2 separate regions of the Homo sapiens genome follow, and region 2 is linked to region 1. Evidence: read pairs that join two places in POLR2A ChIA-PET (ENCODE). Cell type or tissue: A673. All regions are shown on one strand. Region 1 overlaps NCKAP5 (NCK associated protein 5). Region 2 overlaps NCKAP5 (NCK associated protein 5).

Region 1 (2,500 bases):
ATTCAATGCATAAATATAAATACCATAATCTCTCTGAGACAGTCTGTAGTTACCATAATCCTAAAATTATTCCGTCTTCTCAAATCCCTAAAGATTTATCAATTTTCATAAAGTACTTTGATGGAAACTTTTTTCAAGATGCAAAGTTATCTTTCTCTGAGCTTTCCTTTCATATTATACCATGTGCAGTATTTGCAACCTCGGAGAATACCAAAAATGAGTTCTTATTTTTCAGAGAAATTGGTTATGGATCTATAAATAACTATTACAAAGAAATGAGCATTATAGAGAGAAGAAGCTGCTCTTAGACTCATTTGAGAAACTATGGGGAAGTTCAGATTCCCAAGACTAATTATTATTGTAAAATTAAGGGTTTGCTTTGAACACTTGTTAGTATTCAGCCGATTTTAAAGACAACAATTTTTTTCTTAGACTGTGGGTTGGAGACTACAAATATTGCTCCTCAAATACCCCATGTTAATAATTCCAGGGGTTTAAAAACATTTATTACATATAAATCTATAGTGTTTTATTTAGCTATTTGGTGTGGGATGGTAAATTTATTTCATAAACCCTTTCCTAATGGTAGAAAACTAAGGAAATAAGATGCCCTTTAACTTGAATGTACAAAAATTTAGTCATTGTGTAACATGTGAATTACTTATTCAAAAAGCCAATGGTTGAGTCACAGAAGACGTCACCAAGCCCAGTGCATCATCAAGCTCTACATTGGAGCAAAGCCCAGGTCCACACGCTGTGGTTAATGTTAACTGCCTTATCAAAATAGCTCAATTGATTGGAATCCAATAGACCAAAATTCTCCATTACAGCCAACATATTTGAAACAAAGAGGATAATAACTATACAACTAGCTTTTCAACATGCAGGAGAAATCCTGGGCTCAGCCTCACCAATGAGCTTCCCTCTCCATGGCTACATCCATAACCAGGGAGGCAGGAAAGCAGGTGGCCAAAGGTGTCATCATAATCTTGGGTTTAAATCCTGGCTTTGTGTGACTAGGGCAAGCCACTTCATCTTTTGAGTCTTCATTTCCTTTAGGGATAATAATACCAATACTAGCTCACAGGGGCTTACCGGAAATTTCAAATTCAAGAGATGGAGCTCTTGGATTCGTAAGGTTGTGGTGAGGATTTAATTAAATGCTTGAAGACTGCTAGCTGTTTTTAGGATCTGGGGCACAATTTGTGGGGCCCAGAGAATCACCTCCACTGAAGAATCACCCTTTCGGCAGCAAGCTAAAAAAAGTGCAAAGTCAATAGCAGAGTGTTCAGCTGAGGTAGAACAAACACAAGTAGCAAGCGGAAGAGGGGATAGGTAAATGCTTCAGTAGGTTCGTTTTGCCAATGCTGAGTCACAGTTGCTTTACAGTCAGAATGTCGGGAGCGGCTTGCTGGAAGCCCCTGCTTGTTTCAATGGATTTCCTTTCCTTTCTCCACAGGAGGGCTGTCCATGCCCTGAAAGGCACTCCTCCCTTGACAGGAAGTACGGGAGGACTTCCCTGCTGAGGCGGAACACTGGCTCCCTCACAAGATGGCCTCCTGTGATGGTGAGCAGAGCTAGTGTCTTCATATTCTTCCCTCTCTGCTCACCCACCTGACATTTCTGCCTTGTCTCACTTGCCTGAACACTCCTCAGTTTTCCTGATCTGGAAGCTAACTGGATGACACTTGTCCTGTTACTACCCATGGTCCCTAATATGACACGGAGCTATGGACCAGCTCTTAGCAAAACCCCTGAGCAGACAATCAATGAAGGTATATAAAATGGCAAATGAAGACTTGAGAATTCTACTCCATATAATCCTTCCTGACGAATCTCCAGGAACTGACAGTTTCCTTTGCCATAGCACTATCTAGACATGACCTCTCAAAGATACAAATAAATAAGAGCATTCCATTTCTCCTATTCCCTTCCTTGAACTGCAAATGTCTATCTATAATTACTAAGTATAATTACAACTGTTATTATACTGTCACCACGTGGTACTGGTAACACATATCTTACAATATGAAAATCCTTAAACAACTTCTTTCTTACTGATTTTACCGAGGACCAAGATAGACTATGCCACATGGCACCAAAGTACCATGTAGCCTGCTGCTGGTCCACTGAGTGACTGTGAGAGTTTTAAATTCCTTTTCACATTTACTTCTTGAATCTGTCACTAGACTCCAGAATCATCTGAAGGAATCAGGCAGTTCTCAATACCATCTCATTATTGACATTTATGTTGATCGATGTTGGCTCTTACAGAATTGGAATCTACAGATGAATTTCCTTATTAGATTCTTTCTCACGGCTGCCATAATCATTTTATCACACAGGCTGATGCTATCAAATGCTGGTTTATCACTACGTAATGGGACAAGCTAAATTAGTTCCTCTAATATGTTACAAGAAATAAAAAAAAAAATTCCTGGTTTTAAATCTCATTTTTCTCAAATCTTAAGAAATTCCCTGATGTTTTTGTGTATAAAGA
Region 2 (2,500 bases), 59 kb after region 1:
AAGAAAGAAACTCGAAGAGGTAAATACACAGCCCCATACAACATTGGAAAAGGGTGAACAGTGAACCCTAGTCTGCCTAATCCAAAGCCCATGAAGTTCTCTTCTAATTCAAATCAGACTATTTGAAGTGGGTCCACTATTTTTTTCAGCTGATTAATCTTTGGATTATTACTTGGGTTAGTGCATAATAAATGAGTGCTCATCTCTGAAGAGATAACTGAAGAAATTAGTGTAAATATATATGTGGGATTTGGGGAAACACTAATTTGGAAATTAATTTCCTGCTGATACTGTCCATTCATTCATTTAGTCATTCAACAAATATGCATTAGGCACCTAGTGTGGGCCGGGAATCTGCTGGGTCCTGCAAAAATAATGAGGAAACAAATACAGGGACTGCCTCCAGGGCGATAGAATCTGGAGCAAACAAGGAGTAGATCATCTGTAATTTCCAAGAAATGAGTATTTTGAACATATGAAAGTGACAAGTACGATCGTCTTCCATTTCTTTCAAGACCTTGATTTTTTTTTTTTTTTTTTTTTTTGAGATGGAGTCTCGCTCTGTCACCCAGGCTGGAGTGCAGTGGCGCAATCTCAGCTCACTGCGACCTTCACCTCCCGAGTTCAAGTGATTCTCCTGCTTCAGCCTCCCAAGTAGCTAGGCCTACAGGCTCCCACCACCATGCCTGGTTAATTTTCTGTATTTTTAGTAGAGACGAGGTTTCACTATGTTGGCTAGGCTGGTCTCGCACTCCTGACCTTGTGATCCACCCGCCTTGGCCTCCCAAAGTGTTGGGATTACAGGTGTGAGCCACCATGCCCGGCCAAAACCTTGATTTTAAAGATGACGTAGGGCCCAGCTGTAGGATATGCCTGAGAGTGTCCTGGGAATGATTCTACAATCTAGGCTAGGCATGTAGCATGTGGATCAGAGAGACAGGTGAGAAATAGTCTCAGCAACCTACTTCCACCCTTACTTAAAATTCTATTTTTGTCTATTTCTGAACTACATCCAAAGGCCTAGTTTTCAATGTCCTTGCGCTCTGAAGTGTAGAGGTTGGAAAATAACTCAACTCCACCGTCGTCACTGACTGTAAGGGCCCAGCTCTGATTGGAGAGGAAGAAGCAGTTTCTCCAACTTTTCGTGCAGAAGCTCCTCCTGGAATGTTTGTGAAAATTGCCAATTTCCTGTCCCTGCATACTGATTGGGAAGGTCTGAATGAGGTCTACGGATATGCAATTTTAGCAACCACCACACATCTTTCTGATGCAAAGGGCTCCCAGAAACACACCTTGAGAAACACTGGGATATGGTTTATTTTATTTTATTTTATTTTATTTTATTGCCTGTAGCTTTATATTATCTCAGACATTGTTGTGGAATCAGAAGTACTTTAAAACTTCCACATGGGTCTGTGCTCTTCTGTTACTGTATCTAAACTTGGTGGAGGGAGCTTTCATCCTTCTACTGAAAATTTCTGAAAATGCTCTCTACAGCACAGCATTCAGATAATCTAATTGTGGTGTTCTTAACCCCAGGTGAATATTATAATCTCCTGTGGTGCTTTAAAAAAACAGAAAGCCCAGGCTCCACCCAAGAGCAGAGTCAGATGGGAATCTCTGAGGTGTGACACAGCCAGCAGTATTTTTAAAGGTCCCCAGGTAAGTCCACCAAGCAGGTACAGAGGAGAAGCACTTGCTGTTCTGGATCTGAGACCTCACCTGCTGCAGCTTCTTCTGCTGAAGATACCCTTTCCAATTCTGCCCCCTCCTCTGCTCACCTACCCGCTGCTCCTCCTGCCCTCTGGTGACTGCATTCTGTGTTTCCAAAGTCCTCAGTGCAGCTCATTTGCTCTGTGACTTTCTCTCACCTCCCTACTCTATGACTGTCCATCCCTTGCACTTCTCCTGCCAGGCTGGGAGTGCCGTGAACTCAGGGCCTGGGTGAGGCTGACATCCAGTAAAGGTTTGCAGGATACAACGGAATCCATTGAAGTGCCATGCAGTGGTTTTGGATGTTATTTTACTTATTTTACTTCTTTACATGGGAATAGTAGGTATGAAAGAAACTGTGGCCAAGGCAATACTGTGAATAAATAGCAAGTCATTGCTCACCACTAAGTGTCTGTCAAACAGCTAGACTAAGAAACCTGATTCTAACATGCAAACCTCCAAACTCTAAGATTAATCCTTGTTTTTTCCTTTGTACTGCAAGGCTGAGAGATGAGATAGGGAGCAGTAGCGGTGAGGATGAAGTGTATGCAGGCACACCTGTTTGTATACAGGTGTGTGCGCATGCATTTGTAGGTGTGTGCACTTGTGGATGTGCATGCCTAGCAAGCCAGGGTGTATGTGTGTGTGTGTATCTAGGAATGTGAGTCTGTTACCTTCTGAATAAATGTGCTCTTCTATTGGAACACAGATTCTCAAGTGTTTTCCCCAAATCCTCAATATGTTCCTCATTTCCCAGAAAATAACCATCAGTGCAAGAAGGATTGAA

Evidence for each region. Peaks named below come from ENCODE experiments on the same cell type or tissue, not always from the same donor. Only the 100,000 strongest peaks of a DNase experiment are listed, where the experiment ranks them.
Region 2: POLR2A ChIA-PET joins it to region 1 with 20 read pairs; 1 of 35 experiments calls an interaction of 5 or more read pairs at or near these places.

The regions. Positions count from the first base shown.
Region 1 is chr2:132,815,023-132,817,522 of GRCh38, forward strand. All of the region lies in intron 11 of NCKAP5 (NCK associated protein 5), which reads right to left. Among named protein-coding and RNA genes, the nearest start is that of NCKAP5-AS1, 99 kb to the right of the region's middle. In A673, no CTCF peak of the experiment used is centred here; DNase peaks (open chromatin) are centred at 709 and 1,479; H3K27ac peaks cover 253 bases.
Region 2 is chr2:132,873,582-132,876,081 of GRCh38, forward strand. All of the region lies in intron 9 of NCKAP5 (NCK associated protein 5), which reads right to left. Among named protein-coding and RNA genes, the nearest start is that of NCKAP5-AS1, 41 kb to the right of the region's middle. In A673, no CTCF peak of the experiment used is centred here; a DNase peak (open chromatin) is centred at 1,140; H3K27ac peaks cover 1,057 bases.